2 separate regions of the Homo sapiens genome follow, and region 1 is linked to region 2. Evidence: chromatin contacts called from ENCODE Hi-C or POLR2A ChIA-PET data. All regions are on one chromosome and are shown on one strand. The core of a region is the stretch at or near the end of the contact, and the rest is flanking DNA. Distances in the headings are between cores, read along the strand shown. Region 1 overlaps LOC107986178 (a long non-coding RNA gene). Region 2 has its middle 75 kb from the start of HS3ST1.

Region 1 (4,716 bases), core at 1,907-4,406, 44 kb after region 2:
TTATCTGTTTGCATACCTTGATGTCCATGCATAGTTTCCAGCATCAAGGTGAAAATGTCGGTGCCTGTCATCAGATATATCTGGAATGATTGATATTCCTACTTGAGCACTTGATATGTGTGTCCATGAGCAAGTCATTTAACTACTCTATGAGGACTAAGTGAGACAAAAGACTGAATTCATAATGGCCGGCCGGCACTAAGTGGGAGATCAGAGCTGACTACAATGATCAGCATAATAATTATCAATCTCCCTATAGATAAGCACATATAGATCTGTGGCTGTGGCTGTATAAGAGACATCCATGTAGGTCTCTACTTCTCTTTTTCTAAGAGAACAGGCAGAGGATCTCCAGGCCTCTCCTTACATACTTTGTGTGAAAGCATCAGCGGGCCCTACTGACTCTAATTAACTCATTGTATCAGTTCAGAGCAATGCATTCCAAATGCCGCTGATCGCTCTGTGCTGGCTGTCTCCAGGCAAAGCTTTTTGTAGGCATTGGCCATGAGCTCACTCTAACTTACTAGACAGTGGAACGTCGTCGAAAAAAGTAAGAAAATTGGCTCCAGAAAGATCTGATCCCATTCACAGCTCTATTCCTTACTCCCTGTTCAATACTGGGCCAGTTTTTCTGCCTCTGGGAATTCTTGTTTTCTTATTGGAAGAATAGAATGATAATAAACTTCACAGATGAATCAGATTCTAAATGTATAGATAGGGAACCAAGCACAGAGACCAGCATTCATCTCAATCATTCAGCAAGTAAATACGATGCTTCTCCTGTGAGTCAGGCACTGTGTTAGGCTCTGTAGATGACATAAGGGTGAGGTTTTTACTCTATTGGAACTTGGAATTACTGGGATGTAATAAATGTGTCCAGAAAATGTATATTTTTTCTCCTTTCATCTCTTTGTATGGAAATTCTTTCTAATTTTTGGAGTGTCTGGCCTCTTATTGCCTGTACTCTGCCCCACTGGTGAATTTCTAGTTCAGTGTGTCTCATGGAAATCTATTATTTTAAAGGCAGGATGTGGATCAAGGTAGTTTCAAGCTTGAGGAAGTCTTGAGGTGGGATAAAGCACATGGAGCATTGCAAAGGTTTTTTGTTTTGTTTTGTTTGTGTGTGTGTGTGTGTGTGTGTGAGAGTGTGTGTGTGTGAGTGGCTGGCTGGAAAGCTGCCAAATTTCTAATAATAAATGAATTTGCCTTTATTTAAAGAAGGAAGTGGTACTTTCCCTCACAATAGAGGGAGGAGAAAGGCTGTCTCCTCAGGATTTTGTTACCAGCACCACATCTCCCCTGACTGGAAGGTGGCTTGAGTTAGGAACAAAAATGACAAATGCAAGCCCAGCCTTAGAGAGCCTCCCAGATAGGTGAAAATGAAAGGCGGAAAAGTACAAGTTACTGAAAGGAATGATCTAGAATGCAAGTGGGATGTGGCAGCATAGCACTGGTCATGCAGTATGGGTGGTAAGTTGGGAGAAGGGGCTGGACCAGCACTGATTATTCTCATGTCCTGGATATGACAGAGATGGCTGGAGCTCAGCACCTGTCTCTGTCCCTCTGCACTTCCCAGGGTACCCCGCAGTTAGATTACGGTCCCTGCAACAGGGTTCTAGCCAATGGGATGTGGCTGAAGTGGCTCATTCAATTTCTTGAGAGCCTTCTTAGTGCCAGATCTGTCCTCAGCCTTGGAAATTCAGCTGGAAACACAACCAATACAAATACCTGTCCTCAGAGAGCTTACATATTCTGGCGAGTGAGATAGACAATGAATTTACACTCATTGAATAAGCAAAATATAGTGAATCTGATAAAATATATGAACAAGTAAAATACATAAAATATATGCTTTTATATGTAATTTGTTTATAAGTAAAAATGTAAATGTTTCTATATAGTTTTATAAATTTATGTAAAATTATATAAGTATACAAATATGTATGTGTGTATATATAGTATGTATATAATATATAGTACAAAATATAAAGATGGTGATAAATGCCAAGCTGATAAATAAATTAGGTAAGGAGAATCAGAAGTACTGGGGGAATAATTTTGAAGAGGTGGCTATGGAACCCTAATAGAGAAAGTAAAATTTGAATAAAGAGACATAGAACTAGTCATGCAGACATCTGAGAAAAGAACATTGCATAGTTATCAGGAACTCCACTCAGCAGAGTGGAAGGCGGGGAATAGAACAGGGAAAAGTCTGGAGAGAGGATGTATGTCTGGATCATCTCTGGCCTTGAGGCCGCTGCAAGGTTGTTGGCTTGCAGTCTGGGGTAAATGGAGAAGCTAGCACATGAGGAGTGAGATGGGACATATTTCATGAGAATTACTCAGATGGGTGTTTTGAGAATACACTGAAAGGGATGTGGGAGCAGACCAGAAGCAGAAAGACAGTGTGGAGCCTCTTGCAGTGTTAAGAGAAGAGGCTGGCATGGACCAGGAGTTGGGAGTGGAGGTGGGAGATTCAGATACATTTTGAAGGAGCCAATAGAATTTGCTTGTGAGCAAGATGTCAGGAGTGAGAGCAAGAGAGGAGTCATAGGAGACTGCAGAGTTTTGTGCCTCTAAGGCAGCTGGAAGTTGCTTAGGCTGGAATGGAGTTGCCAGTCTGAGTTTGGAAAGGCTACAGTAGGAGGACTATGCGTGTGGAGTGGGTAATGGTGTCAAAACCTCAAATTTGAGATGCCCATGGGATATCAAAATTAAGATTAAACGTAGACACTGGATGTGTGCCTTGGATGCTGGGGGGAGAGGTTGAGATAAAAATGCACAGTTTGAAGCCATTGGTGTACACATAGTACTTGAACCCTTAAGTGGTGACAAGAAGGTGGGGTCACCCTTCTTATCTTTCTGCATCCAAGGTGGTTGAGTAACAGCTGCAATGGCAGAAAGGAAATGAGTCCACTTGAAGAACAGGAATTTCTGAACATGACAGGAAGGAGAATGGCCTCAGAGGCAGCCTGCTTCCTGAAAAAGTTTTCTGGACTTCCAAGCAGAACCCAGAGATATTAATAAACAGAAAGGGAAAACAAAATTATGGTAATTTTACTAATGTGAGAAAAATAACATAAATTATTTACTAAATAATTTGGTAACCACAGACTTTCTAAGCAGTGACTCAGAAGGTTCTTGCTGGAAGGTGCACCTTGAAACACCGATACTGGAGTGAATGACAGGCACAGAGGTTCTGATGACTCATCCACTTGTTTCACTTACATGTCCTCTGGAAGCTCTGGGGCCATTCTAATGGCAGTCTTAGTTCTAAGGCAATTTCAAGAGAACAAAAATAAAATTATTTTTTCATTGAAAGCTATATAATGTGTTACAGGTTAACACAGAAATCACATAATATCAAATGTGTGCATAGACCAGGAAGCAAATGTAAATGTTATAAGTAAATGAAAATGCATGAATGTATAGACAAGAATGGTGGAGTTCGTGGCAAATTAGGATACAGTAATTATTCAGTTGACTGCTCTCATGTGGGACCAGAAGTCAAATTTTCTTCAAATTTTCAAGAGCCTAGAAATGTGGGTTTTTATGTGGAAATGCCCAATATTTAAATGTTGGCAACCAGTTTACTTTAGTCAACATCTGTGTACATGAAACAAAGTATGTTTTCTGTCTAATGGTAGCTGATTGGACACAAATTTTCAACCACTGATGGAGGACTTTATTTACCTGTTCTTTTCACAAGCATTTGCTGAGAAGCTGCTGTTATTGGTGGATACAAGTGAAACAAAACTACATATGGCATGATTGATTCCCACCTAGTAGGGAATGTGAACAGCTCTACATATGGTGTCATGCTTTGTGTTTGTAAAGGATAGTTCTGAGGCAAAATGGGAAGAAACAAATACCTCTGCAATGACAAGACTCTAAATACCCCATGAGGAGAGTGACATTTGTAGTAAATCCAGCTTGGGGATGAAAGAGTGTGCAAGATGTTAGAAGTCTGCTGAACTTGTATTTGGTTTATTATAAAGTATACAAATGACTAAACTGTCCTAATCTACTGTTGTTGTGAGAGTGGACTGCTTATCTGCCATTTTTCATTATGATCTATGATCCATGGTAGTCACTAACTACAACTTCTTATTAACAGTTTTACTGAAATATAATTTGCATAGGATACAATTAACTTATTTAAAGTGTATTATTCAACATATTTTAGAATATGTACAGGGCTACACAACAATTACCACAATACAGACAGTCCTCAACTTAGGATTGTTCCACTGATCATTTTTCAACTTTATGATGGGTTTGTCAGGGTATTAAATGTGCTTTTGACTTATGATGGATTTATTGCAATGTAACTCGATCATAAGTCGAGGAACATCTGTATAAATTATAAGACACTTTTCCCCTGTAAAATAAATCTCATATCCATTAACAATCATCTCCCACTTTCTCCTCCCACTCATCCTTAGGTAACCACTAATCTATTTTCTGTCTCTATTGATTTGCCAATTCTGGAATAATAGATGCCACAGAATTTGCCATTCTGTGGAATTCAATTCCACAGAAATGGAATAATATAATATTCGAGTCTTTTGTGACTGCTTTTACTTAGCATAATCTTTCCAAGGTTCATTCATTTCCCAACATGTTTTACCAAATAATTTCTTCTTATGGCCAAATAATATCCCACTAAATAGATACGCCACATTTTATAAGTTCATTCATCAACTGATGAACATT
Region 2 (4,901 bases), core at 2,231-4,730:
AAGGCAGAACCACACTACATACAGAAATTTGGAAGTCATTGAGAGAACATGATATTTACTAAAGCCTTGAGAGTGTTGACAATTTCCCAGATAGAGCTCATTGAGCAAGAAGAGAAAGTGATCAAGACAGAATCTCAAAGAAACAATATCCAAGAGGTAGGTCAAAAGCAGGAGGAAAGTGAAGAATCTTGAACAATCTTGAGGCATAGAAAGAGAAAAAAGGACCCATGGTATCCTAGAAATTAAAAGGAAGATGATAATAAAGAGTGAATGGTAAGAAGTGCTAATGTTGGGCATTGGACCTATTAATGGCAAGAAAAACCAGACACATCCACTGCCCTCATGGAGTTTATAATCTAGTAGAGAGCTACACATAAATAGAATATTTGCAAACACACATATGAAATTACTACTATGGTAAATGCCATGAATTTACAGTGCAGGCTGCTATAAGAGGCTGTAATGAGGAAGTCTGACTTCATTTGAAATATCAGTGCAAACCTCTCCAAGGAAGTACTGTTTGAACTGAAATCTAACGGGATGAATTTGTCACCCACCCAGATTTGTATCTTGAGTCCTAGCCTGTAGTACTACAGAATGTGACTGTATTTGGAGATCGTGCCTCTAAAGAGGTAATTAAGTTAAAATGAGGTCATTAGCATGCTCCCTAATCTAATATGGCTGATTTCCTTGTGAGAAGATCAGATTAGGACATGGATATACACAGATGGAAGACATTATAAAGACACAGAGATAATACATCTATCTAGAAGCCAAGGAGAAGGGCCTCAGAAGAAAGCAAACCTGCCTACACCTTGACCTCAGACTTCTAGCCTCCAGAAAACAAGTTATGTTGTTAAAGGCACCATCTTTGTTAGGGCCAAGTTATGTTGTTAAAGCCACTTATCTTTGTTATGGCAGCTGTACCAAACAAATACAGGTAGGAATCCACCTACCAGTGTGGAAGGATGAAGCCAATGGGTATTTGATAGCTCCATGAATAGGACTTGATGATGAACTGGATATTGGGAAACCAAGCTTGTTGTGTACGATAATATAGATCATGAATACACTTTACAGTGAGTGAAGGGGGAATTGGAAAGTTGAAGTGTGAATGAGAGGACTAAAGGCTAAGACAAAAAGTGTGGCAAGCAGATTCAAGTGGTCGCTTCCACATGTTCCGCACCTTCTAGCTCCAGGCATTGGAGATGCATTCTATTTATACAATGGACAAAGATCTGCTCTCATGTAACTTAAAGATAGTTCAGGAAGCAGGGCATTATACAAGTAATTAAACTCATCATTATTTACTATTGTGTTAAATCTTTTAAAGAATAAATATGAACTTTATGAAAGTATATATTCAGGTAGAAAGTAGATTGGGCTATTTGGGAAGTTATTGCTAAGGAAGATATTTAAAGTGGGATAAATTTGATAGTTGGGATAAAAATGCCATAGGAAGGGGAGGAAAAAAAATTCAGGATAGTAGGAACACTCATAAGCAAAGTTAGGGTGTAGAGAGGCAGAGGCGTTTGTAAACACAAATGTACTATGTCCAATGTCCCTGTGGTAAGGAAGGTCACCAAAGCAGGCAGCAATGTCACTGACATTTGTCTCCATGGAGCTCAGCAGAAACAAGGCCTGCTCTGCTTTTCTGAACAGCATGTAGGCACCTTGCCATGCAGCTTGTCAGGGGACAGTCACACAGTCCTGCTGAGCTGTGCCTTCCAGGGGCCTGGCTTCCTGTGGAGCTTCAGTGATGGTACAGACAGTGGGATGCTCAGGCGGTTGGGAAAGCTGAGGCTCTCAGGGTTAGAGGGGCCATCTGGCAGGAATGTAGGATCACAGACGGGAAGTCTTAAAGTGACAGTGTTCATGTTTTCCACATGCATTTAATGAAAACTTGTTAGGTTACAAGCACTGTACTAGGTATGAGAAATCAGAGGGTCCCCAAGAGACACAAGTTGTTTGCTCTCTTTAGTAGGTTGTATTGTGTCCCTTCCCCCAAAAGATCTGTCTAAGTCCTAACCCCTGGTACCTGTAAATGTGAACTTACTTAGAAATAGTGTTTTGGCATGTTCTCACTCATAGGTGGGAATTGAACAATGAGAACACTTGGACACAGCAAGGGGAACATCACACACCGGGGCCTGTTGTGGGGTGGGGGAGGGGGGAGGGATTGCAGTAGAAGATATACCTAATGTAAATGACGAGTTAATGGGTGTAGCACACCAACATGGCACATGTATACATATGTAACAAACCTGCACGTTGTGCACATGTACCCTAGAACTTAAAGTATAATAAATAAAATAAAATAAATAAAATAATAAAAAAATAAAATTAAAAAAAAAAGAAATAGTGTTTTGGGGCCGGATGTGGTGGCTCACGCCTGTAATCCTAGTACCTTGGGAGGCAGAGGTGGGCAGATGACAAGGTCAGGAGTTCGAGACCAGCCTGGCCAATATGGTGAAACCCTGTCTCTACTAAAAATACAGAAATGAGCCAGGCATGGTGGTGCCCACTTGTAGTCCCAGCTACTTGGGAGGCTGAGGCAGAAGAATTGCTTGAACCTGGGAGGTGGAGGTTGGAGTGAGCCAAGATTGTGCCACTGCAGTCTAGCCTGGGCATCAGAGTGTGAGACTCCATCTGAAAAAGAAAAATAAGAAGAAGAGGGAGAAAAAAAGAAAGGAAATAGTGTTTTTGTAGATGGGATTAATTTAGAAAGCTCAGGATTTAGATTTCCTGGATTTAGGATACGCTGTAAATCCAGTAGCTGGTATCCTTACAAAAGAAAGGAGAGGGGATTTGAGACATAGACATACAGACACAGAGGAGAAGTTCACGTGAGGGAGGTGGAGGTTGTAGTGATGCATTGACAAGCCAGAGAATGCCAAGATTGCCCACAGCCACCAGAAGCTAGGAGTGAGGCATCGAACAGATTCTCCCTTGGAGCTTCCAGAAGAAACCAACCCTAATGACACCTTGATTTCAAACTTCTGGCGTCCAGAACTGTGAGACAAAACATTTCCACTGTTTTAAGCCCCCAAGTTTGTGATAGTTTGCTACAGCAGTCTAGGAAATGAAAAATGAGGTTAATGTCAATTTTTTTTCTTTTTTTTTTTTTGTGAGGGGTGTGGAGTTAGAGAACTAAGAAAGGCTTGATACAGCTTTCATGACTTCCATGGGGAAAGACAGTAACTAGGCAGAGGAAGAAAGGAATGAACATTCTTTGGTGAACCTACTGTATGCCAGGTATTTTGCTGGGTATTTTAGGTGCAATAAGCTGCTTAACTCTTACAACACTAGGAAGTTTGTATTGTCATTCATGGTCTTCATATAAAACATTTCAGTCTCAAAGAGGTTAGGTGATTTGTCCCAAGTCGCCCAGACGAAGCCAGCAAGCTCAGGCCATCAGGACCTCAGAGTTTGCATCCTTCTCTAGAAACATGCTGCGTTTTCCTCCCTGCCAAGGAGAAGGCCTTGACTCAATGGACTCCAAATAAGATCCTGTGTGTATGCCTCAGTTTCTTCATCAGGTAACTGAAGAGACTAGATAGCCAAAGATTCCTTTCCCATCTAAAACAAACGGTCTGCTTGAGTCCATGGAGCCCCAGAGCTTTCTTACTTAAACATTTCCTGCTCTGATCCATGTTCTTCATCCAGTATGCAAAATGAAACATGTTCATTCCGTCTCTTGGTCTTGGGGTTGTAATTCTTATCTTTATTGCTACCTCTGCAAGGAGGAGTAAATCATTATTTGTGTATTTTGTTGCCCCCCCCCTTTTTTTTTTTTGCTCTCTCTTTCAAAGTTAATCAGGTTACTTCCATGTAATTTTTTACAAAGTAAATTTCCAACTACCTTTAACCACAAATTAGTCATCACATTGTGCTTTTCAGGGTTATATTAAGTCATTCGTCATAGATGCTGCCGATAATAGTTGGCTTAGGCTAAATGTTTCCTTGTTCAGAGTATTTATCACATCCTGTACCTGCCATGCCTGTGAAAATAAAAGGCAGGGAGGGTGTGAACTGGCTCACAGAGGGCATAAGAAAATGAGTATGAAGGAGCTAGGTAAACTGCAGAGGCCCCTGCAGTGGGGAGGTGGTTATTATTGGCATTAAGTCATCCTTTGGCAGGTTTTATTGCTGCAAGATGAAAGGGACAAAGAGGAAGTGTCTACAGGCTCACAAATACGCAGGGGCTGTGTAGGGAGAAGGTGGGCTTCCATGTCTGGGAAGCAATGCTTTCTAGCTGTGAACTTGGCAAATCACTTACCATCTCCCATCTCAGACTCCTCACAGGCAAAGTGTGAAATGGAAATTCCACCCCATGGGGCTATTGTGAGATTTGAATGAAATTGTGTCTATGAAACCCTAGCCTGGCCCAGAGCATTCAATTGAGTTTGAGATCCTGTCATTCAAGGCAATTGGCTGGAAAGAAATCTCCACAGGATTCATTGGCACTGATCACATAATTCCTCATGTCCCATCATGGATCTTGGATAGGTCTGCAAGCTAGGGCCTCCTATCTGCCACATTGTGAGGTACTCCCTCACAATGGTACACAAGGGAGTACCATTTCGAAGGTACTCCCTTGGATGTGGAGTCTTCCACTGTGCTGTCATGGTCTCTCAACCTGGTCATGGCTAGTCTGGTTTGCTTCAGCAAGTAACTTTTGGCACAAGGTGTATATTCATGCTGTCTTAGCATGCGGTATTCACTGAAACACTAGCTCTGACTTAATGATCGATCTTTATTAACCGACCTTCAATGGAACATGTCAACAGTTTCCATCACACTGGAAATAGGATCCCAGTAAATCACCAGCCTCTTGCCATGGTCCACATCACTGATGACTCTGCCTCTGACTTCTCTTGCTCCCTTCCTTCTGCTTCACC

What was found. A loop is a pair of places that touch in the nucleus more often than their neighbours do. ChIA-PET counts read pairs that join two places held with the same protein, here RNA polymerase II (POLR2A). Pooled maps may share reads with other maps.
Region 1: a map of HCT116 shows a loop between it and region 2 (4-fold over the local background). The contact joins two enhancer-like sites. A Hi-C loop is called at or near these places in 6 of 168 maps with a recorded cell type or tissue (Caco-2, Calu3, HCT116 and 3 more) and 7 of 50 pooled maps. POLR2A ChIA-PET finds 5 or more read pairs at or near these places in 2 of 52 experiments (HCT116 and activated T-cell).

What each region holds. Positions count from the first base shown.
Region 1 is chr4:11,545,820-11,550,535 of GRCh38, forward strand. All of the region lies in intron 1 of LOC107986178 (a long non-coding RNA gene), which reads left to right. Among named protein-coding and RNA genes, the nearest start is that of HS3ST1, 120 kb to the left of the region's middle. Within about 2 kb of position 3,157, at least 5 of the 41 ENCODE cell types and tissues checked have a DNase peak (open chromatin) inside an H3K27ac peak, as active enhancers do; they include HCT116 and PC-9, where a contact is called at or near this core.
Region 2 is chr4:11,501,700-11,506,600 of GRCh38, forward strand. No RefSeq gene overlaps it. Among named protein-coding and RNA genes, the nearest start is that of HS3ST1, 75 kb to the left of the region's middle. RefSeq lists an enhancer at 3,225-4,424. Within about 2 kb of position 3,481, at least 4 of the 41 ENCODE cell types and tissues checked have a DNase peak (open chromatin) inside an H3K27ac peak, as active enhancers do; they include HCT116 and PC-9, where a contact is called at or near this core.